Regions from separate parts of the Homo sapiens genome. Here region 2 is linked to region 1. A link is a loop called in an ENCODE intact Hi-C map of the cell type or tissue named here. Cell type or tissue: heart left ventricle. All regions are shown on one strand. Links, peaks and the distances in the headings refer to the core of each region. The heading gives the core; the rest is flanking DNA. Region 1 holds the start of SIGLEC6 (sialic acid binding Ig like lectin 6). Region 2 overlaps SIGLEC14 (sialic acid binding Ig like lectin 14).

Region 1 (16,406 bases), core at 4,738-12,737:
CTGGGTAAACCAAATTTGATGTTCCAGGTCTGATAAGGAGAGGCCCAGTAAACACCTCAAACCTTCCGTTAGGACTCAAGAAGGGTTACAGATTAAAAGTAAGGGTCCGCTGGGCACAGTGGCTCACGCCCGTAATCCCAGCACTTTGGGCGGCTGAGGCAGGTGGATCACGAGGTCAGGAGATGGAGACCATCCTGGCTAACACGGTGAAAGCCCGTCTGTACTAAAAGTACAAAAAAAAATTAGCTGGGCGCGGTGGCGGGCACCTGTAATCCCAGCCACTCGGGAGGCTGAGGCAGGAGAATGGCGTGAACCCAGGAAGCGGAGCTTGCCGTGAGCTGAGATCGTGCCACTGCACTCCAGCCTGGGTGACAGAGTGAGACTCCATCTCAAAAAAAAAAAGTAGTAATATTTTAAAACTATCAAAAAGGCAAAAAAGGGAGATAAATATAAAAGGACAAATATAAATATAAAGCAGAGCAATCTGGTAGAATTAAACTGAGCCAAATCAATAATCACATTAAATATAAATGGTCTAAACACTCCAATTAAAAGGAAGATATTGGCAGACTTGATAAAATAGGTAGAATAAATGTGATATCTGTAAGACAGACACAATACATATGAAGGCACACATGTGTTAAAAGTAAGAGGAGGGAAAATGCATAACAAACAAGCACTAATATTAAGAACACTAGAGTGGTAATATTAAATCAGACAGTGTATTTTAGGAAAAGAAATATTACCAGAAATAAAGACATTTCATAATGATAAACAAGTCAATTCATTACAAGATATAAAAATCCTAAGTGCATATGCAACCAATCACAGAGCATGATTTAACAAAATAAATTGTAAAAATAAGCAGACAGAGAATCACTAAGGATATAGAAGGATTGAACACTAGTGTAAAATAACTTGACCTGATTGACATTTATAAAATACTACATCCAGTATCTTCAGAAAACACATTCTTTGCAATTGCACATGTAACATTCACCATGGTAGACTGATTTTTCATGTACTTATACTACCAGTTACTGAGATAAGAGTTTTTAAAAAATCGACTATGGAGTGTGCGCCACTCTAATGGAGAGGAGATAGAGTGGCAAATAAACATTAGCTCGCCAACTAGACCATCCAGAAGGACACGTTGACATTCATCAAGGAAGCAACATGACCCGGAGAGCAGAGAAGAATGAGACAAGGCAGCTCCCCAGGATTGGCATGGAGCCAAGGGAGGCTCCCCACGATGGGGAAACAGTGAGCAAGTGACAGCCCCCAAGGACCCACACTTCTGCCATGGACCTTTGCAGTCCTGGGCATGAGAGATCCCCTGAAGCCTCCAGACTGACATGGAGAGCTGTGCGGAGTCTGGGCAGGGCCACTGCTCAGGCCCATGTGGAGCCCCAAGGGCCTTGGACCTATGAGCAGCTGGGCACCAGGTGTCATAGCTTCACCAACAAGAGAGGCCAGGTTCTCTCACATGCTCTCAGGGTAGGGACCACATTTATGGTGCTGAGGAGCTGACAGATTGCATACCTCACCTCTGCTACAGCTCGCCAGAGAAAGCCCACTGGCCTGGGACCCCAGCATAGCCACCTCACCCCTGCCTGAGCACTTGGGCCAGTAGCAGCTCTCGACTTCTCTGGGACAGGGCTCCCAGAGGTAACAGACAAGTCTGCCATTTTTTCTGCCGCCACAGCTCCCACTCCTACTCCCCCGAGGCTGGAGAAGGAGAAAAGAGCATAAGGACTATCACTGGCCTCCAACACACCGGAACTGCTTTATGGAAAAGCAGCCAGACCGTATCAGTGTGGGTCCCTGCCCCTGTTATTCCTGACTGAGAAGGACATCCTGACCCGGGCCCCCAGCACAGCTGCCCTGCCCCCACCTGAGTTGGTGGCAGTTCTGTGTTTCTCTGAGGAGGATATCCCAGGGTCAACCCACAGGCTCTTTGCCATTGCCACTGCAGTGGTACTGCCCTTGATGTCTTCAGGCTGGGAAAAGAATAAAGACCTTGATCACTTTGCTGGCACCTCCAACACACTACAAGCACCATACAGAAAGGAGCCCAGTCTCGCTTCCCTGTGGGACCCCTACTCCCTGCTCTTCACCAGGCAGGGCCCCTGGCTGGGGCCTGCAGCACAGCGGCCCCACCCCTAGATGAACGTTCCCATTGGCAGTGGCTCTGTGGCTTTCTGGGGTGGAGCTCTCAGAGCAGCTGGCAGCCCCTCTGCCATTGCTGCTGCAGCCATGCTGCCCTTGCTGCCCTCAGGCTAGGGAAGGAACAAAGAGCCTGATTTATTTGGTGGAACCTCCAGCATGCCACAGCTGCACTACAGAGAGGAGCCCAGTCTCTCTTCCCTGTGAGCCTCCAACCGTTACTCTTCACCAGGTAAGTCCCCCTGCTTGGGCCCACAGCACAGCTGCCTCAACCCAGGGTAATTATTCCAATTGGCAGCAGCTCTGCATTCCTCTAGGATGAAGCCCCAAGAGACAAGGAAAAAGCCCTCTACCACTGGCACTTCCAAGGTCCCTGCCCCTGCTGCTCCAAGCTGGGGAGGAAACAAAATGCCTGGGCTCACCACGGGGCTGTAGTGTGCAGCCTGAGTGCCAAGTCAAGATCTGTAGCCAGCACTTGAGTGAGAGAGGAGCCCACACTCTCAGAGCACTAGGAGGGAGCATGGCTGCAAATGTGAGGAACTACAGAGGATTCATGTGGCTGAACAAGAGCCTACCTGCCAGCCATTATGCTTAAGCACCACCTATTGGATCACATCCAAACTTCAACACCAAAAATACTTTGCTAATATACCCCACTGTGAAACTAAGGACAAGAATTTAGCAACAAATAAAGATCGTGCACAAAGCGTTGGCCTTCTGAAAACGTCCAGAAACAAAGCCAACTGACTATACTCAAATGACAGCACAAGTAAGGGAACATGAGCCCACATAAATGAGAAAGAACCAGTGCAAGGACTCTGGCAAATCTAAAAGCCAGAGTGTCTTCTTACCTCATAATGACCACACTAGTTCCCCAGCAAAAGTTCTTAACCAGAATGAAATGGATAAAATAACAGACGAAAAATTCAGAATCTGGATGACAATCAAGATTATTGAGATTCAGGAGAAAGTAGAAACCCATTCCAGGGAATCAAAGGAATCCAGTAAAACAATTGAAGAGATGAAAGATGAAATAGCCACCTTAAGAAAGAACCAAACTGAGCTGATAGAGCTGAATAACTCACTATAAAAATTTCATAACACAATCAGAAGTATTAACAGCAGAATAAACCAAGCTGAGGAAAGAATATCAGAGCCCAAAGACTGGTTCTTCAAATTAACTCAGGCAGACAAAAGAACAAAGAATTTTAGAAATGAACAAAACCTCCAAAAACTGTGGGATTATGTAAAGAGACCAAATCTACAACTCATTGGCATCCCTGAAAGAGAAGGAGAGAGAGCAAGCAACTTGAACAACGTATTGGAGGATATTGTCCACAAAAATGTCCCCAACCTCTCTAGAGAGGTCAGCATGCAGATTCAGGAAATTCAGAGAACCTTGGTAAGATAATATATAAGACAACCATTCCCAAGACACGCAGTCATCAGGTTCTCCAAGGTCAATGCCAAAGAAAAAATATTACAGGCAGCTAGAGATGCCTGTAATATTGTAATAGTGATGAGCAGTAATGACTTTGGGTTGATTTGGGCTGTCTACTCTAGGGCTTGTGTCTACCACATTCCTTGTACTTAATGCACCTGACACAGACTAAGTTTTGTTCATTTCTTTTTCTCAATAATCAATGCCATAAGAAAAGACTAATATTCCAGGAAATATGATAATCTGACATATGAGGAGCATAAATACCCCCAGCAAATTAACTGGAGTACGTATTTCATCAGAACTATTAGATTCAGTTCCAAATGTTACTATTTTAAATTATTGAAATCAATACTTTTTAAATTATTACTGAGTCAAAAATTTAAAATGTCACATGTGGAACCGCAGGGAATGTCAGGTGTTAATGAAGAAATGCCTCAGGGTCCTTACTTAGGGCAGCATTCAAAAGGGATAATGCTGAATGGAAATTAAGGTCTCTGTCACTCACCCTGGAGCCTGAGACCATGACGGGGTTCACATCATCCGTGTTTTGCACTGGCTGGGCTGCTTTCTTCCTTCTAGTCTTCACTCTGAGGGAACAGCCCTAAGCCTTTCAGCCTGGTTATTTGGAGCCTCTTTCCCCAAAAGAAAACCATCTCCCCACTCCCTATGGAGAGTACAGAAGTAATTAAGAGGTCCAGGTGCTCACATGAGCCCAAGAGTTGGACCACGGTTTCAAAGAGACCCCTTGCTTGGTTCAGCTGGTCAACGGGGTAATTCACACCACCACTACCCTCCCTTTCCTCACTCTCGACTTTCCCAATCACCCCATTTTCCTCCACTCAGGTTTTCTGAGATTCTGCCACCTGTGTGCCCTTCCCACATGAAGTCTTTCTGTGCCTCCCTGGAGCCCACTCTCACCTGAAGATGAAGCAAACACAGAGGAAAACCAGGGTTGTGATGCTAGCTCCCCAGACTGCTCCCAGGACACCACCAGCCCTGCCTTCTGGTTTCCCTATAATTTGAATTTTAAGTGAACTCCAGTTCTAATTCCAGGACATCCTCCCAACAGCCATTCCTCTCCACCTTCCACTAATGTGACCACCCCCATCCAGGACTCAGTCACTCACCATTTCACTGCCCTGTGAACCCGGAACCAGCCTCTTCTCTCTCCATGACTCCCCCTTCCCCCAACTGCAAGACTGAGGACGTTGTGCCCCCAGCCACTCTTGTCTGGGCCTTGGAAACATCTTCTCCAAGCTTCATTTCTCTGGAGCAGTTAGGGGTTGAATTATGTCTCCCCACAATTCCTATTTTGAAGTCCTAACCCCCAGCACCTCAGAGCATGACCTGATTTGGAGAAGGGTCATAGCTGATGTAATTAGTTATAATGAGGTGTTCCTGGATCAGGGTGAGCCCTAATCCAATATGACTGTTGTCCTTATAAAAAGGGGAAAATGTGGGTCGGGTGCAGTGGTTCACACCTGTAATCCCATCATTTTGGGAGGCCAAGGCTAGCAGATCACCAGGTCAGGAGATCGAGACCATCCTGGCCAACATGGTGAAACCCTGTCTCTACTCAAAATATAAAAATTAGCTGGGCATGGTGGTGGGCGCCTGTAGTGCCAGCTACTCGGGAGGCTGAGGCAGGAGAATCTCTTGAACCCGGGAGGTGGAGGTTGCATATGTCAGATTACCATGTTGCAGTGAGCCAAGATCGCACCATTGCATTCCAGCCTGGCAACAGAGTGAGACCCTCTCTCAAAAAAAAAAAAAAAAAGGGAAAATGTGGACACAGACGCACATGTGGACACAGACACCACCATGTGAAGATTAAGTCAGAGGTCGAGGCAATGCTTCTTTAAGCCTAGGAACGCCAAAGACTCCCAGGAAACCACCAGAAGCCAGGGAAGGAGCATGGAAGAGATTCTCTCACAGCCTCAAAAGGAACCAACTCTAACACCATACATGATCTTGGACTTCTGACCTTGAGAACCGTGAGACAATAAATCCCTATTGTTTAAGTCGTGCACTTTGAATTACTTTGTTATGGCAGCCCTAGCAAACTCATACAAGGACCCAGGCTTCTCTTCCCCCAATTGTCACCTCTTAGCAGACTCCTGACCTGGCAGCAGCTGGGACAGAGCTGCTCTGGGATGTTCTGGGCCTCAAAGCTGAGCCTGAGACTTGAGCTGAATCCCTGGCAGGGGCTCAGGGAGCTGTTGACCAAGGGTCCGGCTGGCTGGGGGTGACTGTGAAGGAGCCATGGCTGCTGTTCCCATCCCTCCAGAATCTCCTCCCCAAGCTGCCAGTGCAGGGAGGAGCCACTGCAGTGTGGACTCTAAGCCTCCCAGAGGTAGGAGGGTCCCAGCAGTTGTGAGGGGTCTGGGGAGGGAGGACAGGACTTAGCAGGGGCCTCTTCTCTGAATACTATGGAGCTCTCGCCCAGCTGCCCACACTCTCGCGCACCTCCCCCCACACTCACAATGCACAAAGAGACTCAGAGAGATTTGCAGGGAGCCCAGAGGATGCTGAGCACGGCAGGTGAAATCTCCTTCTTCTGCAGACCCTACTTGAGGCAGCTCCAGGACCCCGGTATTGGAGATGGGGGTGGCGTTCAGGGCGGGGAAGCCCTGGAACCAGCTCAGGTGTGCAGGGGGGTTGCCGTCAGCATCACAGAGCAGCCGCAGAGCCTGGCCCTCCAGGACAGGGAGGGACGAGGTGTTTTGCAGGATTTTGAAGGCTTTGGGGAGAGAGGTGTAGAGAGTTAGAGATGGGGTATAGGGGCAAAGCACTGGTGTCCCTCTCCTCCTGTGGGGTCCACACTAGCTCTGAGGAGGAGACTAGTAAAGTGGGGGCCTCAGGTCTTCAGAAAAGCCCAGACCATTTCCCTGGAGCTGCCCAGGCTGTCCTGCAGAGAGTGGAGCAAGGGCTGCGGACAGCGTCGTGGCAGACAAGTGCCATTCCTGGACCATGGAGACGCCTGAGGCAGTAGGAAAACAAGCAAGAGAGAAGAGGGAGTGCGAGGGGTGTGGCAGCTCCTGCCGAAGAGGCGACAAAGGCTGGGGGTGAGCAAAGATTCAGTCCAGGTCTTTGAAGTCTATGGAGGCCTTAGTCCTGGCTTCTCATATTGATCCCCGTTAGTCCCCACTCTGCTTCCATCTGGCCCTGGAGAGAACAGGACTGGCTGGTTCCTACCTGCGCTGTTTCCTTGGAAGATGCTGATGGCCACTTTCTGTGGAGCATCTGGGGTGGAAAGAGGTGGCCGCCTCAACATCCCTGAGGAGGGATGGTAGGCATGGGGCCTTCCCCTCAGGAGCCATGAAAACAGGGAAAGGGGCTCTCCTCTTTGGCAACCAGGTCCCCAACTTTAAGCTCTGGCTCAGCCCTGCCCTGTCCCCCCACACCCTCAGGGACCCGGGCGTCCTGGCCCAGCACTCACAGGAGACATTGAGCTGGATGGTTCTCTCCATGGTCACACCGGCTCCAGGGAACGTCACCTGACAGGTGAGGTTGGTGCTGTGGTCCTGGGGCCGTGGGGTGATTGTGAGCACCGAGGACTGGGTGGTCCTGGGGCCCAGGGAGGTGGGGGCAGCTGACATCCAGGAGAAGATGGGGGGCGTCCCCTGCTCACAGACCCAGGGCACAGAGCAGGTCAGATTGCTGGGATGGCCAGACTCCAGGGTCCCTGGGATGGAGATGTTGGGCCTGTGGGTCAGGGCTGGTGAGGAGATGGGGACGCAGGATCAGGATGGAGGTCTGAGGTTTCACCCAGGGGGAAGCCCAGTCTCTGGTCCAGCTCCTTCTCTGAGCCCAACATGCTTAATTGTACCCGCCTCCCAAGACGGGGCTCCCGTCCCAGCCCTGCCCTACGGCCCCCATGACCTTCCCCTGTGGCTAGTCCTGGAGCTGGTTCCTTACCCATCACACGCACAGAGAGCTTGGAAGATGTATAACCGTATTTCATCCATTTGGACTTCAACCGAAAGAAGTATGCAGCATTGTCCCTCCTCCGGGCATCTCTGATGCTCAGGGAGCAGTTCTTCCTTCTGGGATCCCAGAGGAGGTGGAATCGGCCCCGGGTCTCCTCCTGCACTTCTTCGTCTGGGTCGTTTGTGGCCACTGGAACATCAGCCCCTTCCAGGAACCAGTAGCCATAACCATAGTACGAGGCTGGAAGGGTAGTGGGCAATCTGCAGGGTACGAGGACGCACAGACCCTCCTGCACCGTCAGTGACTCTGGCCCCTCCAGCTGGAATCTCCGCTCCTGAGCCAGGGCCCCTATGGAGACATGAGGGTCAGCTCGGCCCAGCCCCACGGCACCTCTCCCCTGGCCCACTCACCTGCCCACAGCAGGGGCAGCAGCAGCGGTAGCATCTCTGAGGCGGAGGCTTCCTGGGCTCCCTGCATGAGCAGAGAAGGGGAAGGGAGTGGAGGGGAAGGACTGCGGGGAGGAACGGGTGGCTGGGGAGGAGCGCGTGATCTCGGCTGTTCACAGAAGAGGAACTGCGAAGCCACAAGCCCTCGGAGCTCCACTCCCTCTGCACAGAGCAGACGGAAACTTTGAGACCCAGAGACCTGCCCAAAGAAGAGCAGAGGAGAAGAGACTGTGTCCCGCCTCCCACCTCGGGGCTTCCTGTGAGCAACAGAGCCCGGACCAGGGCCTCCCGGGGCATCTGAGGAATGCGAAACCTGTGTCCAAGGCCCTGCCCACCTGAGGTGCTTTTCTGTGCACCACTGTTTACACCTGGGAGCTGGTCACTCCTGGCCCCAGAGAGTCACAGCCTCATCCCACGCCATGAGAAAGTCAGTCCTGCAGGATATAGGATTCTGTAGGGTCTGTGGGAGTGTCTGGGACAGTGAAAGGAAGAAGGGTCCCAGGTGCAGTGTGGGTGATAGCCACTCATTCATTCACTCATTCATTCATTCATTCATTCATTCACCAAAGACATAGTGAGCATCTGTATGTAGGTCGGGCTGGAGAAGAGATGCCAGGGACCTGGTCCCTACCCTTGAGATGATCCCCATCCATAGCTTCCCATCCTCAGCACACACCCTCACTATCTAGCTTTAGAGCTGTGGACACTGGTGAGTTTGCCAAGTGACACAGTAGAATGCCAGATATTTTTTAAAACATGAGTATGGAGGTTTTTCCTTGACAGCTAGTACGCTGATTTACAAAATTTCAATGACATCTCCAAAATAAGAACCATGCAACATCTTCATGTAAATCAAAAAGGACACATATTTTATGAACTGCAGTGCAGAAGAAACTTCTTTTGAATTAATGTTGCCACTCAGTGCAGTGTGGACTGGAGAGATTTTTTTTTAGGTCCTCATCATAGAGATTAGCAATTTCTTTCCTGTGAAAAATCTGCTTCTCACAGTTAAATGTGGCACAAAAGACATATTTCTGGACAACGTGAGCAGAATATCCTGACAAAATTAAAATTTTTAGGTCTAGCTCACATGGTTTTCTATTTTCCTCTGTGCAGTATGCATCTGGCAAATCTCTAATACCTATGAGGTATTAGAATTTGCCACCATATATTTGTAAATTTTTTTATTTCTACAAACTTAAGGAGTAGATGTAAAATTTTTTTGCATGTATATAATGCGTAATGATTATGTCAGGATATTTAGAGTGTCCGTCACGTGAGTGCAATACATTCTTGTTAACTAAAATCACACTATTCTGCTCTCTAACGCTGAATTTATTCCTTTTAACTGTATGTTTGTAGCACTTCACTCACTTCTCTTCATCTTCTGTCCTCCCCCATCTGACCCTTTCCAGTCTCTGTTGTCTATCTTTCTACTGTCCACCTCCATGTGATAATATTTTTTTAGCTCCCACATGTAAGTGAGAACATGCAACATTTGTCTTTTTGTGTCTGACTTATTTCAATTTAGATAATGAATTCTAGTCCCATCCATGTTGCTGCAAATGACACGATTTCATTCTTTTTTATGGCCAAATAGCATGTATACTATATTTTCTTTATCCATTCATCTGTTAATTGACACTTAGGTTGGTTCCATATCTCTGATATTGTGAATAGTGCAGCAAAAATCATGTGAATGCAGGTATCTCTTTGATGTATTTCTTTCTTTCCCTTCGGGTAGATACCCAGTAGTGGGATTGCTTGAGTGATCGAATAGTAATTCTATTTTTAGTTCCTGAGAAATGTCCATAGTGTTTTCAAAAGTGGCTGTACTAGTTTAAATTCCCACCAACAGTACAGAAGAGTTATCTTTCTCCTCATCCTTGCCAAAATCTGTTATTTTTTGTTTTTTTAGTAATAGTCATTCTGACTGGGTAAGACGGTATCTCATTTTGGTTTAGATGTGCACTTCTCTGATGATTAGTGACGCTGACCATTTTGTCGTATTGGCTGTTCTTATGTATTCTTTGAGAACTGTCTATTCCTGTCCTTTGCCCACTTTTTACTTGGATTATTTGCTTTTTCCTGTTGAGTTGTTTGAGTTCCTTGTATAGTCTGGATATTAGTCTCCTGTCAGAAGAATAGTTTGCGAATATTTTCTCCAATTCAACAGGTTGTTTCTTCACTCTAATTATTTCTTTTCCTGGCAGAAGCTTTTTGTTTATTAAGTCCCATTTGTTTATTTTTGTTTTTGTTGCCTGTGCTTTTCAGAACTTAGTCATAATTTCTGACTCTTCTGACCAATGTTCAAAAGAGTTTTCCCTAGGTTTTCTTGTAGCTGTTTTTTTTTTTTATAGTTTTGGGTCTTACATTTAAGTGTATGATTCATTTTGAGTTTTTTTTTAATATGGTGAGAGAGAAGAATCCAGTTTCATTCTTTTGTGTGTGGGTATACAATTTTCCCAGCACCATTTATTGAAGAAGGTGTCCTTTCCTCAATATAAGTTCTTGTCAGTTTTGTTGACAATCAATTGGCTGTATACATGTGGCCTTATTTCTGGGTTATATTCCATTGGTCTATGTATCTATTTCTATACCAATATCATGCTGTTTTGGTTATTATAGCCTTGTAATATACTTTGAAGTCAGGTAAAGTGATACCACCAGCTTTGTTCTTTTTTCTCCGGATAGCTTTGGCTATTCAGGTTCTTTTTGGATCCATATGAATTTTATAATTGTTTTTTACAATTCTGTGAAGACTGACATTGGTATTTTCATATGGATTACATTAAATCTTTAGATTGCTATAGACCAGTGTGGGCTTCTTAACTATCTTAATTCTTCCAGTCATGAGTATGGGATGTTTTTCCATTTGTTTGTGTCATCTTCAATTTCTTTCATCAGTGTTTTTTAGTTTTTCCTGTATAGATTTTCACCTGGTAGGTCATTAAGAGCATATTGTTTAATTTCCATACATTTGTCTTGTTTCCAGAGTTCCTCTTGGTGCTGACTTGTTGTTTTGTTCCATTGTGGTCTGAGTATACATTGAGTAAATATTGATTTTTTTTTTAATTTATAGAGACTTATTTCGTAGCCGAATATATGGTGTATCCTGGAGAATGTTTCATGTACTGATGAAAAGAATATGTATTCTGCAGTTGTTGGGTAGAAGTTCTGTAAAAGTCTGTTAGTTCCATTTGGTCTATAGTGTAGTTTAAATGTGATGTTTGTTTGTTGATTTTCTGTCTAAGTGATCTGTCTTACTGAGAATAGGGTGGTGAAGCTTCCCACCATTATTGTATTGCATTCTATCTCTCTCTTTAGATCTAGTAATATTTGCTTTATAGATATGGCTGCTCCATTGCTGGGTGCATATATATTTAGAATTGTTATATCCTCTTGCTGGGTTGATCCCTTCATCATTATATAATGACCTTCTTTGTCTTTTTCTACTGCTCTTGACCTAAGGTCTGTTTTATCTAAGTATAGTTACTGCTGCTTACTATTGGTTTCCATTTGTGTGGAATATCTTTCTCCATCCTTTTACTTTTGGTCTATATGTGTCTTTTCTTAAGGTGTGTTTCTTTAAGCTGCACACTGTTGAGTCATTTTTAAAATCCATTCAGCCATTCTATATCTTTTAAGAGGATACTTTAATCCATTTACATACATGGTTATTATTGATTTGTGAGGCTTTCTTTCTGTCAGGTTATTAAACATTTTCTTGTTTTAAACATTCGTTGTTTCTTTCCTTTTATCTTATTGTTTGTCCTTGTGATTTGGTGGATTTCTGTAGTGGTACCATTTGAGTCCTTTCTAGTTCTCATTTGCATGATTGCTTTACCAGTGAATTTTTTACTTTCATATGTTTTCGTGATGATAAAATCATCCTTTTGCTTCCAGGTTTAGGACTCCTTTGAGTATTTTTTCCAAGGCTGGTCTAGTGGTAATAAATTTCATCAGCATTTGTTTGTCTTGGGATGAATCTATTTCTCTTTTATTTATGAAGAATAGTTTCTTTGCATGTTCTGTGGTGGCAGTTATTTTTTCTTTTAGCACTTAGAATATATCAGTTCCTTCTTTTCTGGTGTGTAAGGTTTCTACTGAGAAATCTGCTCTTAGTCAAATGGAATTTCCTTTAGAGGTAGCTAGATGCTTTTCTCTTGCTATTTGTAGAATTTGCTCTTTAACTTTGACTTCACACAGTCTGACTATAATGTGCCAAGGAGAAGACCTTTTGCATTGGGGATCTGCCCGGGGATCATTGGGCCTTCTGTATCTCTATACCTAAATCTTTTGTTAGACTTGGGATGTTTTCATGTATTATTTTGCTGAGTAGGTTTTCCAATATTTCTTTGTTTTTTCACCCTTAGAGATACCAGTAATTTATAAATTCCATTGCTTTTTGTTGTCCTAAATGTTATTAAGGCTATGCTCATTATTTTTTGTACTTTTCCCTTTATTTTTGTCTGACTAGATTATTTCAAAAAACCTGTCTTCAAGTTCCAAGATTCTTCTGCCAGATTTAGTCTATTATTGAACTTTTCAAATGTGTTTTGCATTTCCTTCAATTAACTATTCAGTTCCAGAATTTATATTTGGTTATTTTAAAAAATATATATCTCTTTGATCATTTTCTCATTTATACCCTGAATTGTTTTTCTGGTTTCCATAGTATTGATTTTCAGAATTCTGTTGTATCTCACTGAGCTTCTTTAACATCAATATTTTGAATTCTTTGTCTGGAATTTCAAAAATTTCTTTGTGATTAAGATCTATTTCTGCAGAATTCTTGTGTTCCTTTCCTTGCTGTTTCATGTTTCCTGTGTCCTTATGTTAAAATCTGTGCATCTAGTATAACAGTAGCTTCTTCCTATTTTTTAATTTACTTTCATAGAGGACATTTCTTTTTTTTTTCATGGTCCAAGCATGTGGTGATTTTTATTAAGAATAACTTTGGTTCTAAGAATTCCACTCTCAATTCTTTAATGCTTTCTGTTAAAAACAATTATACAACGGCAAATACAAAAAATATTAAATTATGAAAACCAATCCATTAAGGCTCCCTTTATATATAATATACACTCAAACAAGTCAAGATTTTTCAGAGTAGAAGAATAAAATCAACTGTTATAGCTTAGAAAGCAACACTACTACTATGAGACTATAAAACATTGAACTACTTTAAGAAAATCACAATGTGGAAAAATGGAGCCTTTTTTTTTATCAAAAAGTGGCTCAAAGCACAAAACTGCTCAGATGTTCAAGGGTCCCAGGGGTTTGGGCTGCACAGTGTTAAGGGGAGAGAGGAGACTGACAGCCTGTTTGAATCAGGCTTGTGAGCCCAGCCCATCTGACAATTTCAAAGAGCTTCTCTGCCTAAACATTCCACCGTTTAGTATAAGACACCACTTTACGCTATTTACAAGTCTCCTTTTGGCCAGCCTTTGTATTATTAATTACAAATAATTCTGCAGATTTGAGTGAGATTAGGAAAGAAATGCTTTCTTAATTAACTTTTTTTTTCAGTGAACAATTAATTCTAGTTAAGCTCTAGGAACAGAATTGGTCCTTATAAAGGAGCCTATCAGGGCCCTTGAGAATACGATCAAGTGGCAGAATTGCTTTGAGAATACGGATTTCAAGATCTGACATCTAGTTAGATAAAAAGATATGAGCCAGTCCCGAATAGAAGACATTTCTTGAAAATGTATCTACGTTGCTTGTTTGGTGGGGTGCTTTGGCTTTGATTCTGTGTATGTGCAGTAGTGTACTTTCTGTATATTTCTTTGACTGTAAACAGCATTAGTGATATGTGTGATTTCTTTGGCTAGTTGGAGCATGGTTATTAGTGGAGAATATGGTAAAGTTGTGCTAGGGACAGGGATGCTGAGCGGGAGAGTCTTCAGGTCCCCAGCTTTGGCATCAGTGGGCTGAGCATCTATCTTTTTGCCCCAGGGTGGTATATGCTGGCTTCTCTGTTGGCAGTTACCAGTGGGTTGATTCTTGGGCTTTCAGGTTGCTCATTTGGATGCTCATAGTAGCACCAATGGATCAAGCAATTGTGTGGGTTTTCAGGCCCCTGGGCAGCCAGCATGGCATTGACAATAGCAATAGCATGGGCAAGATGATTCTATGAGTCCCAAGTGATGTGCATTAATGTTGGTGCTGGCTGCAATGGGCTGGACAAGACAGCCTTTGGACCCACAGTTGGCACTTGCAGGTAGGCGCCAGGCAAGGTAGTAGCAGCCAGAAGTTTAGATCCAACCTCAAGCCCCCAGAAGAAGTGCTCAGGTGCCCAAGGTAGTGAATTGGGTCGAGCAATCCGCAGGACCCTGGGCTATGTGCTCTGTCTCAGAGCGGGAGAGGTGAGGTGAAGCTGAGCTAGATGGGTTTGTGCTCAGGTCCTCAATGTTGACAGCAGGCACTCGTCATTGTGGGCAGGGTCAGAGCAATCGTCGGGTCCCAGGCAGAGGATTACTGAAGAGGGTAGGGCCATCTTGAGTGGTCATAGCCTGGGTCAGTTGAAGGTGGCGGAAGAACATATGTCCCTTTCACACTCCAGTCCTGGAGGGGCTCGACACCCCCCCTCACCCTGGTTGCTGGAGCTCCCATCTGGCTTGCAAACAAGTTCCAATGGCAATTTGTGCCCCTCTTGCATCCTTGTCTCAGATCCTGGCAGTGCTTGCTTCACAGCCACAGCTGACCAAACCTTGCTCACTTTCTAGCCCCACCTGCAGGAGCACTCCTGGTTCGATCTCCTGTCCCAGCAGCAATAGCTTGAGTTTCTGTAATGCCCCAGTTTCAGTGTCTCTGGGTCCTTGAACAGCATACAATTTCCAGAGGACAAGCTTGAAAATGCTTAAGTGTCAGAAAGGTGTGGAACCCAGCAGGAGTTCCCTTCCCGGAGTAGTTCTGTCCAATGGTGTCCTGACTCTCTATGTTAGTTTCATAGGGTTGAGTGCTTCTCCCTTGGCCAGGATTGCTGAATTCCGCCATGGAGATGTGGATGACTGGAAATCCCTAACTCAGTCCTTTGTGCATGGGAAGTCACTCCCAGCTCCCAGCCAATCCCAGCCAGGGAGGCTGCCTCTTTTCCTTCTCCTTCCCTGTTTTTGATGTCCTCTGCCACTTCTCTGGTGGATTCCAGGATTTTCCCTTGGATAATGTAATTCGACTGTGACTGTCTATACATTACTCTGGTTCTTCTAAGTGGAGGAGGCAGGCATGAAATGCTTCTAGTTAGTCGTCTTGAACTACACTACCCTTATTTGAACAATTTTTAAACACAGTAGTATCTAGATAAATATTCATTCATCCTTACTAAAATAAGAGAGCTAGTTTTACCTTTATTTGATATATAAGTAATTGAGCCACCAATAAGTATAATACCTGTCCTAGATTATCTTTTAAGTAAAAATGTGGCACATAATAGAAAATTCAACGAAATTTGTTTTAATAGTAAATAAAGTTATATCATGCTCATAGACTGGAAGGTTAAATATGAAGTTGTGATTTCTCATTATGTTTCTTTAATGAACTTTATTAGGTATAATTTTATAGTTTAATTTGGAATTTATTTTGCCTAAAAGAGTTCCAGTGAGAGAAACATTTTGACATAACAGTGAAAACAAAATCCCTCATACCTTAAAATTAAAATTTTTGGATATTTGTACCATAAGCTTGCCCGGCCTGTAAGAAGCATCATTTCTACTAGAGATTTCTCACCAAGAATAAATTAGGTCATTTTCATGAGGAAAACAAACAAAACTCTTAGTCATAACTTTGATCCATGTTCAATCTCCTCAACAAAGTTTTGTGTGCATTATCTCTGTACTAGAGATGTGAATTTTTAAAATTAGCAACACATATTTTTAATATACCTAAAGATATTTCCTTATTCCTTCCAATAATTATCAATAAAAGGAAAGGCAGGTATACGTATTATTATTATTAGATCTATCAGCTTAATTTTAATTTCTAACTTATATCTTTATCTAAATTGCTCAGTTTAATAAAAATAATTTAATGGGTTAAGACACTGCCTTCAACTGGGTTTTAGTTTAGAGCAGGAGACAGACCCTACGTGAATATTTAACGTTGCATCTGGGCACTTTTTCTGACCTATGCCAGTTTGCCAACCAGTGTTTGTCCAACATACAAAGATAGGCTGCATATACTCAGAAACTGAATTACTGAGATTTCAACAATATACAAAAGTCATTTCATATGCTCAAACTTTCCATTTATTCTCTTATTTAAGGAAAAGTGTGCATTGTTAACAGAAAAACAGGTTCTTGTGCCAGCAGGCTAGTAAATCTCATAATTTCATTAAAAACACTTTGGGTCACTTTGTACACTATTAATGGGACTGTACGTTAGCACAGCCATTATGGAAAGCAGGAGGTTTGTCCTCC
Region 2 (13,843 bases), core at 889-8,888, 100 kb after region 1:
TTTTTGTATTTTTTTTTCTAAAGAGTCACAAAGACTCTCTTCTTAACCAAACTTATGAAAGCTCCTCTGAACCCTTTTTTCAACTAGGCTTTGTCCTTGGGACTGCCTTGTCCAGCTGTAGCAAGAATCCTGCTAAGTTGGTTTTGCAAGACTCTTGATATCTGATCGCCTTCACTATCTGATCAAATTCCCTAGCCCTCACCCTTGGTATCTGATCATGCTGGCCTGCTTTCAGCAAGAATCCTGTTAAGTCAGTTTAGAAAGAATCCCGGTATCTTCAGTGTCTCCTCTTAGTAGTTTTCCGTCCACTAACACACACGGCCAGCCTCCCTCACCTGCTGCACTATGCTTCTTGCCCATAAACCCCCCTGGTCTTTGCTGTATTCCGAGTTGAGCCTGACCTATCTCCATTATTGCACTAGTCTTTTTTTTTTTTTAATTGACTTCTGTTTTTTTCTTCTGAGACGGGGTCTCACTGTGTTGTCCCAGCTGGAGTACAGTGGTGCAACCTTAGCTCACTGCAACCTCCCCCTCCCAGGTACAAGCGATTCTCCTATCTCAGCTTCCTGAGTAGCTGGGAGTACAGGTGCATGCCACCATGCCCAGCTTATTTTTGTATTTTTAGTAAAGATGGGGGTTTCACCATGTTGGCCAGGCTGGTCTCGAATGCCTGACCTCAGGTCATTTCCCTGCCTTGCCTCCCAAAGTGTTGGGATTACAGGCATGAGCCACTGTGCCTGGCCTGCACTAGTCTTGATACCTGTCTCAGTCATCCTGAATAGTCAATGTTAACAGGTGTCAGAATAATTTTTTCTTTTTTCTTTTTCTTATTGCAAATTCTGAACTTTATTCCTCATTTGAACTGTGAAAGTAATTCATCATACCGGCTAGTAGGATCTAAAGATAAAGACTTGATTATGTAGGAAAATGGTATTTTTATCTTTATATTAAAATCTTAATATTAAATTCCCTCTCCTAAAATACATAGTATGGCTTCTGTTTTCACATCAGCCTTAACTAATTAAATCTCAAGAGATGAATAAGTGAGCATTGGGTGATTTCAAATCCCTTTATGATATAATTCATAGCCAACTAGAAATTCTCTTTAGAGAATTTCCCAAACAAGATAAAGGGTGTCTTCAGCAAACATCATATACCTAATGAAGTAGCTTCAGGTCCTAGCATAATAAGGCAATAAAAATAAGCAAAAGGTACAGCAATTACAATGAAATTTTAACAGAGGTCTTTATCAATGACATGACTGCACATATAGAAAAATCCAGGCTAAGCGTGGTAGCTCACGCCTGTAATCCCAGCACTTTGGGAGGCTGAGGCAGGCGGATCACGAGGTCAGGAGATCAAGACCATCCTGGCTAACATGGTGAAACCCCATCTCTACTAAAAATACAAAAAATTAGCCGGGCGTGGTGGTGGGCGCCTGTAGTCCCAGCTACTCGGGAGGCTGAGGCAGGAGAATGGTGTGAACCTGGGAGGTGGAGCTTGCAGTGAGTGGAGATCACACCACTGCACTCCAGCCTGGGCGACAGAGCGACACTCCATCTCAAAAAAAAAAAAAGAAAAATCCAAAAGTATATACGGATACATTTGAAGCCTTAATAAAATATTTGCAAGACAGCCAGAGATTAATCAAATTACAAAATCAGTTGTCTTTCCACATCACAGTAATAAAAATGGAATTTTATAAAAATGCCATTGACAAAAGCTTCAAAAATTATGATATAATTTATCAATATCAAAAAATATGATATAATTTTTGAATATATGGAATATATCTAACTATTAGAGATGTATCTAACAAAAATATGTATATGTCACCTCTATGGAGGAAATTATAAATCTGTATTCAAGGACATTAAAGATGTAAATAGGCTGGGCGCAGTGGCTCACGCCTGTAATGCCAACACTTTGGGAGGCCGAGGCGTGTGGATCACCTGAGGTCAGGAGTTCGAGACCACCCTGGCCAACCTGGTGAAACCCCATCTCTACTAAAAATACAAAAATTAGCTGGGTGTGGTGGCAGGCACCTGTAGTCCCAGCTACTCAGTAGGCCAAGGCAGGAGAATCACTTGAACCTGAGAGATGGAGGTTGCAGTGAGTCGAGATTGCACTATTGCACTCCAGCCTGGGCGACAGACCAAGACTCCGTCTCAAGAAAATAAATAAATAAAAAATAAATAAATCAAGATGTAAATAAACTGAAAAAGAGGCCATGTTGATGAGTTTGAGAACAATATTGTATGAATGCCAATTTTACCCAACAATCTACAGCATCAAAGGAATATGTCATACAATCTCCCGGGTGATTTTTGTGCAATTTGGTAACTCTATTGTAAAATTTATACTGAAGTAGAAATGTTCAAGTATGGTCAAGGCAACCATGAAGAACAATGAATGGCTTTGCAAGATAAAAAGATGTATCATAACATTACAGAAAATATGACCATTTCAGACGGGGCACAGTGGCTCACATCTGTAATCCCCGCACTTTAGGAGGCCGAGGCAGATGGATCACTTAAGGTCAGGAGTTTGAAAGCAGCCTGACCAACATGGTGAAACCCTGTCTCTACTAAAAAATAACAAAAATTAGCTGGGCATCGTGGCATGTGCCTGTAATCTCAGCTGCTCAGGAGGCTGAGGCACAAGAATTGCTTGAACCCAGGAGGTGGAGGTTGCAGTGAGCTAAGATTGTGCCACTGCATTCCACCCAGGGTGACAGAGTGAGACTGTCTCAAATTTTTAAAAATGTGAGAAAATAGGCCCATTTCAATGGTTCACACCTGTAATACCAGCGCTATGGGAGACCGAGGCAGAAGGATTACTTGAGCCCAGGAATTCAAGACCAGCCTGGGCAACATGGTGACACCCCATCTGTACAAAAAACACAAAAATTAGCTGGGCATGGGTGGCTCATGCCTGTAGTCTCAGCTACTTGAGAGGCTGAGGTGGGAGGATCACTTGAGCCCAGGAGGTGGAGGTTGCAGTGAGCCAAGATTGCAGCACTGCACTCCATCCAAGGTGACAAAGTGACACAGTGAGACCTTGTCTGAAAAAAAAAAGTGACAATTATGTATTGACCAAGTGGAACAAAATTGAGTGCCTGGAAATAGACCTCAACCACAGGAAACATCAAGTGTGATAGAGGAAGTGGCAAATAATAAATTTTTCTTTTTATTTATTTTGGGTTTTTATTTATTTAATTTTTTTTGAGACAGTGTCTCTGTCACCTAGGATGGAGTACAATGGTGTGATCAGGGCTCACCACAGTCTCTATTTCTCTGGGCTCAGGCACTCCTCTCATCTCAGCCTCCCAAATAGCTGGGACTACAGGAATGCACCATTATGCTTGGCTAATTTTTTAATTTTTTGTAGAGACAGGTTCTCACTATGTTGCCCAGGCTGGTCTCAAACTTCTGGGCTCAAGCGGTCCTCCCACCTCAACCTCCCAAAGTGTTGGGATTACAGGCATGAGCCACTGGGCCCGGCCAACTTTTCAAAAAATATCTGTGGGCAAAACTTAATGCAATCAAGTTTGCAGTAAGTTTGCAATGAAATTTGACTCCCAGCTCATGCATAAAAGTCAAGTACAGGTAGCTTGAAGGTCTAAATATGACAAAGAAAACAATAGAGCTGTTAGAAAATAATATAGCAGGAAATCGCCATGAATTTGAGGTAGGTAGGATTTCTGAGCAAAACATAAATAACACTATTTATTTATTTGTTTATTTTTATTATTTATTATTATTTTTTTTGAGACAGAGTCGTGCTCTGTCACCCAGGCTGGAGTGCAGTGGCGTGATTTTGGCTCACTGCAACCTCCGCCTCCCAGGTTCAAGCGATTCTCCTGCCTCAGCCTCCGGAGTAGCTGGGACTACAAGCACACCCCACCACGCCCAGCTAATTTTCGAATTTTTAGTAGAGACGGGGTTTTACCATGTTGGTCAGGATGGTCTCGATCTCCTGACCTCATGATCCACCCACCTTGGCCTCCCAAAGTGCTGGGATTACAGGTGTGAGCCACCACGCCCAGCCAATAACACTATTTATAAAGAGAAAGATTGAAAACTTGACCCCTGGCCCAGACACTGAGCTCTACCTCTCTGAGGTCTTGCCTCCACAGGACCTGCACATCCAAAGGTCTTTTCTCCCCAGGACCCTGACATCCTACTCCAGCTCCCATAAGCCATGCTAAGGAGGCTGATTCTCTCCATGTTTCTCTGGCTTCCAAAGGGGAAAACTGAAGGGCACCTGCAGAGCACCTGAAGCCCAGAAGTAAAGGTGACCACTGAGACAAGGAGTGAGGTAGCAGTCATGGGTCTCAGGTCCCTGAAAGGAGAAGGCAGCACCTTTTTGAGAGAAGGTAATGGGTGTTTCCTCTCCATTTGGCTCCAGGGTCCCTTCGGAGTGATGAGTAACTCCATGTGTGGTCCCACCCTCATCTCCACCTCTTGTTGCTCACTCTTGGAGAACTTGTGCCCCTGTCACTCTCACAGTGACTCCTTAGGTAAAAGGTTTATGTTCTACCACATCCTCTTAAGATATATCTCCCACTAACTCCCATCTGGAATCCCCCAGTGCTCAGAGAAGAGTTATTGTCCTGGGAGCAACTGAGGAGGTGACATTGATCTTGGGAATTCTATTTTTTATTTTCACCCTCTCTTTGTGATCGATCACTAGAGAACAGTTACCACGTGCCTGGCTGCAGTGAGTTTTAGGATTCCAGGATCCCAGGTGTAGGAGAATGTACAAAACATTAGGTCACTTGTTTCCTTGGGTGAGAGACAGAGATACCTGTAGGGCCAGCCCCAAACCCCACCTGGTCCTCTCAAGCATTTGTCCCACTCAACACTAGAGGCATCTCTCAAGCTGGAGATCCCAGATCTTGCCCTGGGACAGCTTCATTCCCCCAACCCCCATCCTCTGTGCTGTCTATTAAGTGCAAGAAACAAATGGGGTGAGAGAAGAGGAAATTGCAACCAGAAGCCACAAGATATAGACAGAAGGGCAGAAAAGGAAATTTCCCCACAGCCTCTACCAGGAAATCTGGGCCCCAAGGGCAAGGAAGAGGCCAGGCTGGCCCACCTCAGGGGCACAATGCCCATTCTAATAAAAGTAAAGTAACACAAAATACAGAATTGGATGTAAGAAGGAAAAAAAGAATTGAGGTAAAGAAATTACCATTTTCACATTCAAGAAGGGCTACAGAGTTTGCCTCAAGAGAAAAGTGTGTATATAGTTTATCACTACTTTGTTTTCAAATTAAACTGGTGATAATATTTTTTATTGAGGTGAAATTCAGACGAAAAAATTACTAGTGGTAATTTTGGATGTATAAACTTTTGAAGGATGAGGTGAAGAGGAAGCTAAAATGATGCTGGATAAAAAAAGGAAGATGAACGTTAAGGCTCCCCCTTGTGGAGGATAGAGAAAGCATTTTTAAAAGTTCTGGATTCAGTGGCAATGAGATGAGGATTTGGGGGATGACCTCTTGGACTCAACAACGTGGTACTAGGACACAAAATCCAGTGAAAGACTTTCTGTGGTGGGGATGAATGGTGAATTTTTGCAACACGATGTCTAGCATCCAATTTAACCTACTTCTTATCCTGAAGAGCCATTCCTTTCTGCTGCTCCCAAACCTTGAATGAAGAGTGCTACCCAAAATATACTTGTACAAAGTGCTGGGAAAGGCAGGAAAGAAGTCTTTGTTCTCACGTTTGGGGAAGGGATACCAGCTTGCATATGTCAATCACCCATCACCCTCAGGAACTCTCCCACATATTGTGGTAAGTTGGCAGCTTTGGGTTCTCTGTGATTATTAAGCATGAGAGATCCAGTTACTTTCTGGGGATCTTAAAATCTGAACAGGATGCAAGATTTGGGAATTACTGGTTTGTACCATCAAAACTTAAATCTGCTCTTAAACTCTTGGAATATATCAGCCTGGTGCAGTACAATTTTAACAAATTCAAAGCAGGAGAGGAGGAGCTGAGAACAAAGTTACAACCTGTGACTGAGTTGATGGTATGATAAATTGAGGCAGGAATTATGTGGAGGCAATTATGAAGGACTCCAACTAGGAGAGGTGTGGACTGAGAGAACACCCTGGTAGCTATGAAGTCTTTACTTTTGATTGGGCATCCATTGGATAGATATATTCAGCTTACATTTCTATTATATTTGATTGAAAGTGTTGACAAAAAAAAGTTTTATTTTGGTAAAATAATGCATAACACAAATTTTAACATTTTAACCACTTTTAAATGTATGGTTCAGTGGCACTGAATATATTCATCTTGTTTTACAACTGTCACAACCATCCATTTCCAGAACTTTTTCATCTTTCCATACTGAATCTGTGTACTCATTAAACACTGACTCTCCATTTCCTTCTCATCCCAGCCCTTAGCAAGCGTCATTCTACTTTCTGTATCTATGCATTTGACTATCTCAGTATCTCATATAAGTAGACTCTTATGACATTTGTGCTTTTCTGTCTGGTTTATTTCACCTAGCATAATGTCTTCAAAGTCATACACATTAAAGCATTTGTTAGAACTTCATTCCGTTTTAAAGCTGAATAAGATTTTATTTGATGCATACTACATTTTGTTTCTCCATTTATCCACTGATAGACATTTATGTTGCTTCCATGTTTTGGCTATTGTAAATAATGCTGCTGTGAACATTGGGGTACAAATATCAGACTCCCTGCTTTCAATTCTTTGGGGTATCTACTCAGAAGTGGAATTGTGGAATTGCTGAATTACATAGTAATTACATGCTTTGTTTTTCGAGGAATTTTCATACCATCTTCCATAGTGACTGCACCATTTTACATCCCACCAGCAATGCACAAGGGTTTCAATTTCTCCAAATCTTCACCAATATTTGTTATTATCTGGTTTTGTTTTGTTTTTTAATAGTGGTCATTCTAACGTGTACGAAGTGGTATCTCATAATGGTTTTGATTTGCATTCCTGTAATTATTACTGTTTATAAAATTGTATAAGTATTTATGTGTTGGAAATTATAAATTAGTTTTCAATATTTCAATATTGAGAAGTGTTAAAATAATATGAACTTACTCAACTTACCTTTCAAAATTGGAAGATCTAGCACTCCCCTTATGACAGTGATTAACTGGGGATGAACAAGAACTGCCTCTTTTACTTTGCCACACTTTCTATTCTGTACTTTGGTGGTTCAAGCTATCTCTTCCAATGAAAATTACCCAAACAATAAAGAGGGGAAAAACATAGGATGGAAAAGATAAATTGTCTCAGTCCATTTGGGCTGCTATAACAAAATACCTTAGGCTGGGTGATTTATAAACAACAGAAATTTATTTCTCATAATTCTGGAGGTCGGGAAGTCCAAGATCAAGGTGCCAGCGGATTCAGTGTCTGGAGAGAATTATTTGCTTCCCAGATAGTATCTTTTCGTGGTATCCTCACATGGCAGAAGAGGAAAACACACTTCCTTCTGTTTCTTTTATGAGAACACTAATCCCATTCATGAAGGATGGCACCATTATGGGTTAATCACTTTCCAAAAAGCCCCAACCTTTTAATACCATCACCTTGAGGTTTAAGATTTCAACATATAAATTTTGGGAAGACACACATTTCTATTATAGCATAAATAAAGTATATCAAGAGTTAAAGCATATAGAAAAAAAGCAAATATTGCACTCTCTTTGCTACATGCACTTAGGGAAATTAAAAGAAAAACACCTGAAGTTTATAAAAGTTAAATTCATGAAAAAGAATGAAGAAATTATAAAAGCAGCAAGACATAAACAGATATTGCCTTAAATGGAACCACAATAAGAAAATGATGACTGAATTGTCATGAGAAACTCACCCGCCCTCCAAAGTGGAATGACATCTCCAAAAGGTTAAAAGAAAAATGCAAAGCTAGAATTCTACATTTTGGAAAATTATCCTTCAAAACGAAAGAGAAGGAGTCGTGCTTTTATTATGAAGGAGTAAGCTCCTAGCAGAGTGAACTCACCACAACACAACAAAACAAACAAACAAAAAATCCTTACAAGTTATAAGCTTTGAATGGGGAAAAAAAACTACTTGGGAAATGGGATAAAAGAAAATAGATTCTGGAACGGGAGTCAATATTTGGGGAAAGGCACCAACAAGGAATAAATAGCTTTATTCCAATGGTAGGTCAGAGCTACAGTGCAGAAAGTGGCTGCTAAAATTCTAATACAACTCCTTCCATCTTTCTGGACTGAGAAACAAGGGATGAAGCCCAGGGCAACTAGGAACACTGAAACAACAGGTAACAATTCTGGAAAGGGAAGAGCTAGGGAAAAGGAACTCCAGCTTCTGAGTATAAATGCTTTCCATTTCAAATATAATGAGGTGAGGCTAGGACTTAAAGGATGTGAAAATGCATACTATGCAAATACTAGTCAAAAGAAAACTGGAATGGCTATGTTAATAGCAGACAAAGTACACTTAAGAGCAAAGAAAATCACAGGAACAAAAAGTGATGTTACATAATGTAAAACAGTTGATTCAGCCAACTGCGGTGGCTCACGCCTATAATCCCAGCACTTTGGAGGCTGAGGCGGGTGGATCACCTGAAGTCAGGAGTTCAGGACCAGCCTGACTTACATGGTGAAACCTTGTCTCTACTAAATACAAAAAAAACTAGCCAGGCGTGATGGTGCGTGCCTGTAATCCAAGCTATTTGGGAGGCTGAGGCAGGAGAATCACTTGTACCTGGGAGGCGGAGGTTGCAGTGAGCCAAGATCGCGCCATTGCACTCCAGCCTGGGCAAAAAGAGCGAAACTCTGTCTCAAAAAAAAATTTTTTTTAAGTTGATTCTTTAAGAAGACATGAGAATTCTTAATATGTATGCACCTAACGACAGAGTTTAAAAATACATGCAGCAAAAACTGATGAAACTGAGAGGAGAAACTGACAAATCCAACATTAGGATCAGAGACTTCAACATTCCTCTCTCAGTAATAGACTGAGCTGGTAGACAAAAAAGTTACCAGCTATAAAACTGAACACCATTGGACAACTATGTCTAATTGCCATTTAATATTCGTCCCATAACAGGGCAATACACATTCTTTCTAAGCACACATGGAGCATTCACCAAGATAGACCAGTGTCATCAAGCAAACTTAACCAATATAAAAGACTCTCACGGTTGGTGAAAGTGAAAGTTAGTTCAGCCATTGTGGAAGACAGTGTGGCGATTCCTCAAAGACCTAAACATAGAAATACCATTCGACTCAGCAATCCCATTCCTAGGCATATACCCAAAGGAATATAAATCATTCTATTACAAAGACACATGCATGCATACATTCACTGCAGCACTATTCACAATAGCAATGACATGGAATCAACCTAACTGCCTATCAGTGGTAGACTGGATAGAGAAAATGTGGTACATATACACCATGGAATACTAAGCAGCCATAAAAAAGAATGAGATTATGTCCTTTGCAGGGACATGAGTGGAGCTGGAGACCATTATCCTCAGCAAACTATCACAAGAAGAGAAAACCAAATACCACATGTTCTCACTTGTAAGTGGGAGCTAAATGATGAGAACACATGGATACATAGAGGTGAGCAACACACACTGGGGCCTTTCAAAGGGTGGAAGGTGGGAGGAGGGAGAGGATGAGGAAAATAACTAATGGGTACTAGGCTTAATATCTGGGTGATGCAATAATCTGTACAACAAACTCCCATGACACTTTACCTATGTAACAAACCTGCACTTGTGCCCCCTGAACTTAAAAGTTAAAAAAAATCATATCAAGCATGTGTATTTATTAAAATGGAACTTAAAAAGAAAGTAGTAACAATTTGTTTAAAAATAAAAAACCAGTAAAATCTGCAATCACTTAGAAATTAAACAACACACTTCTAAGCAATCCGTGAATTCAAAGGAAATCTCAGGGGAAAGAAGGAAATATTTTGAACTAATATAAAAATACAACATAACAAAACTTTTGTGGTGCAGCAAAAGTGATTAAAGGGAAAATGCAGAACCAGTGGATACAGAAGGCTGACTGTACGATATTAAAAGCAAAAAAAACCCCACCAAAACTGAGAATGAGCTATTGATACGTGTAACAACGTGGATAAACTGGGAAAACCACACTGAAGAAATGAAAGCAGACCCTAAAGCAAATATGTTTGGTTCCAGTTATACGATGCACAGAACCTGACAATACAGGTATTGCCTTCTTGTATATGGACAGAAGGAGAATCACTTGAACCTGGGAGGCAGAAGTTGCAGTGAGCTGAGATTTTGCCATTGCACTCCAGCCTGGGCAACAAGATAGAAACTCTGTCTCAAAGAAAAAAAAAAAAGACATAATTTTTGTCTACAAACTCTCACAGAGGCATTAAAGAGTAAAATCAGTTATGTTGTATTGTTTCATAAAAGTTTTACTTATTTTGTAACAATTGTATTGGATAATAATCACAATGAGGTAGAGTTTTAACTGGAAAACAAATGCTGCCTCTCTGTGCCTATATGGATAGGGAAGCTGAGGAGACCAGAAATTCAAGTGTTAAGAAGGTAACTTTTGGCAGCCAGGCACGGTGGCTCATACCTGTAATGCCAGCACTTTGGGAGGCCAATGCAGTGGATTGCTTGAGGTCAGGAGTTCGAGACCTGGCCAACATGGTAAAACCCCATCTCTACTAACATACAAAAAAAAAAAATTAACTGGATGTGGTGGCAGGCACCTGTAATCCCAGCTACTAGGGAGGCTGAGGCAGGAGAATTGCTTGAACCCCAGAGGTGGAGGTTGCAGTGAACGGAGATTGTGCCACTGAACTCCAGCCTGTGCAACAGAGTGAGACTCTGTCTCAAAAAAAAAAAAAAAAAAAAAAGGTAACTTTTGGGTAATGGGTAATGGGGGTATAAGACCGAAAGTACATTCCCTTCACAGGGCTGGAGATGGTGGATGGAGAGGGAAGAGAAGGGCAGGTGGAGAGGGGATGGGGTGCAGATGGGGATGCAGGTGTGGTGGGGCAAGACTCACAAGCAGAGGGGAATAAGTAGAAGGGGTATGGGGCAGGAAGGAAAAGAGGGGTAGTCAGTGGGATGTGAGCTTCCAGAAAGAAGCTGACAGTGATGTCCTGCATGTGTCCCACAGGGCTAAGTGTCCACACCTCAGTTCTGTCTTGAGCGGGAGGGGCTCAGCCAGGCCTCTCAGCCCTGCTCTGCTGGGGGCCTCCACACCTGCAGAGCCAACATGGGCCTCAGATCAGCACCAGCCACTTCAGTTCTAATTCCAGGTGGGGCTGAGCTGTCCTGGGGCAGGACAGCTCAGCCCCACCTGGAACTCAGGAGCTTCCTGGAGACAGGCAGTCCGGCTCACCTGGTATAGTAGATCCAGGTGAGGCCATAGGTGAGGAGGAAGCCAGCCCCCATGAGAGCCCCCCTGATCAGGGTGAGGACGAGGGGCCAGGAGCCCTGCTGTTTCTCAGTTACACATATGCAGGAAGAGGAGCTTCCTGGGAGAAAGGAGAAGGTAAGGTGCTGTTACCAGGCCTCAGTCCCTCCCACCAACCTGAATACCTCACCGGGCTGTCTACCCTCAGCACCTGTCCTGCAACTCACTCTGCACAGAAAGGATGAAGGACAGGTGCTGGGAGCCCAGCGGATGCTGAACCCGGCAGGTGAATTCCCCTCCCTCTCTAGCTCCTATGTTAGGCAGCTCCAGGGTCCCAGACATTGAGGTCTGGGAAGGATTGAGGGCTTTTCCCTCCCGGAACCAGCTCAGTGAGGCAGGGGGGTTGCTGTCAACTGTGCAGGCGAGGAACAGGGACTGGCCCTCCTGGATGGGCACCGACATGCCATTGCTCAGGATCCGCAGGGCTGGGAAAGAGAAGCACAGCCAGGTGAGTGGAGCTGGGAGGCCCAATTCTCCCTCATTCCTCCCACTGAGCTGCAAGAAGAAAGACAAGACTGTGTGGTGAGTGCTGAGAATGGGCTAGTCATGGGTGAAAGGATGAGGACTTGGTGATCAGGTCAGGCTACCAGAAAGAAGGTGGCTGAGCTGAGAAAAGACAGATGAGGAGGAGTTCTCACATTAAGGAGAAGTGGATGGGCAGCTCAGGTGCAGACGTGCCAAGAACTGAGACAGGCAGACGAGGAAAGAGGCTCCTAGATCCGCAACCTGTCAGGGAGGACCCAGAGCTCCCAAGACACGATAATGGAGGTAGAAGCAGGCTCAGATCTTTTGGAGCATTGGGTGCCAGATTGAGGGCCTTGGGCTTTATCCTGGAAAGCAAGAGGGGGCTATAAGCAAGGGAAACAGAGTTAGCACTGGATCTAGAAAGATCCTGCTGGAGCCAAGTAGGTCCCGGACTGGAGAGAAGTGGGATAGGAGGCAGGGAGGCTGGGAGGAGGCTGGGGCAATGGGCCAGGGTTGAGCACGAGACTTGAGCTGGGCCTGGAACCAAGGGGATGAGGAGGGAAGTGATGATTGGTGAAGTAAAGGTGTTAAGACTTGCGGACTCATGAAACAGCTGATGAGAAAGGGTGCTGTCTACAGCGATGTCCAGAACAGCCCTGGGATCAACAGGGAAGGAGGAGCCGAGAAGCATCCGAGGGAGGTGGCTAAATGTGCAGATCTGTGCCTCAGAGAAAGGGCTGGATATAAAGTTGTGGGAGGCATCAGGACAGGGTCAAGGAGAGATCGGATTACTCAGGAATGTGGAGGGGAAGAACTGGGTTCTGGGACAGAGCTGTGGGAGGTGGGAAAGTCGAAGGCTCCCAAAAAGGACGATCAGTTAGAGATGAAGCAGGGCATGCATCAGAGGACATCGGAGCAGGCAGAAATTCAAGAAAAGGGAACAGCGTGTCCTGAGTACTCAAACTCACAGAGACAGAAAAGTAGAATGGTGACTGCTCGGTGGCAGGAGGGGGAAGTGGAAAGTCGCTGTTCAGTGGGTACAAAGTTTCAGTTTTGCCAGATAAAAGGAGCTCTGCAGTTTGGTTTTGCAACAATGTGAACACATTTAACACTGCTGAACTGTACTCTTTAAAATGGCTAAGATGACAAATTTTGTGCTATGTGTATTTTCTCACAATGAAAAAATAAATCTGAAAAAGAGAGCAGAGAAAAGGGAGAAGCCAAAAGAAATACTAGGTCTGTTCGTGCAAGATCTTAGTGACTGGGATTGGGGGGTTGGGAGCAGGAAGGACCCAGACCCAGGGGCTGAGGGGTGAGGGAGGGTCTCCTCTCCCAATGCTGAACCCTGAGCTAATAGAAGGCTCCCATCACAGCCCCAGAGGGAAGAGGGTCTTTCCTACCTGTGCCTGTGCCATTTCTGAAGAAGATGCTGATGGCGAGGTTCTGTGGAGCATCTGGGATAGAAAGATACAGCACCAGCTTCAGAGGTGACAAGAGGGATGGGCGTGGTCCCGGGAGGGACCCAAGGAGGGGCCACAGAAACCCACCAGGTGGGGACCGCTGTCCTTCCTGCCCACACACGAGTTTTCCCTGGTTATCATTCTCTTTCTCTCTCTCTCTTCTACACACACACACACACACACACACACACCCCCCTCACTCCCACTGCCCTTGGGGACTCAGCTGTGTCCCCAGCACCACTCACAGGAGACATTGAGCTGGACAGTTCTCTCCGTGGTCACCTGAGCTCCTTGGCGTTTCACCTGACAGGTGAGGTTGGTGCCATGGTCCTCGGGCCTGGGGGTGAGGGTGAGCTCCGAGGAGCGGGTGGTCTCGGGGTCCAGGGGGCTGAGGGCATTCCCCGTCCAGGAGAATGTGAGAGGTGGTCCCGCTTCACAGGAT

Evidence for each region. Hi-C counts contacts between places; a loop is a spot of excess contacts. Peaks named below come from ENCODE experiments on the same cell type or tissue, not always from the same donor. Only the 100,000 strongest peaks of a DNase experiment are listed, where the experiment ranks them.
Region 2: it touches region 1 in a loop (2.3-fold over the local background); 2 of 110 quality-filtered maps call a loop at or near these places.

The regions. Positions count from the first base shown.
Region 1 is chr19:51,523,632-51,540,037 of GRCh38, forward strand. It overlaps SIGLEC6 (sialic acid binding Ig like lectin 6), which reads right to left and starts at 8,039. Exons shown (of 8, transcript NM_001245.7): 1 at 7,951-8,039; 2 at 7,529-7,888; 3 at 7,050-7,328; 4 at 6,806-6,853; 5 at 6,093-6,350; 6 at 4,529-4,622; 7 at 4,116-4,197. The coding sequence starts at 8,017. In heart left ventricle, for the core only: no CTCF peak of the experiment used is centred there; a DNase peak (open chromatin) is centred at 8,124; H3K27me3 peaks cover 3,232 bases.
Region 2 is chr19:51,632,136-51,645,978 of GRCh38, forward strand. SIGLEC14 (sialic acid binding Ig like lectin 14) reads right to left here. Exons shown (of 7, transcript NM_001098612.3): 3 at 13,647-13,843; 4 at 13,342-13,395; 5 at 11,644-11,901; 6 at 11,402-11,537; 7 at 7,343-11,262. The coding sequence ends at 11,220. Among named protein-coding and RNA genes, the nearest start is that of SIGLEC14, 7.8 kb to the right of the region's middle. In heart left ventricle, for the core only: a CTCF peak has its summit at 5,434 (motif pointing left); no DNase peak of the experiment used is centred there.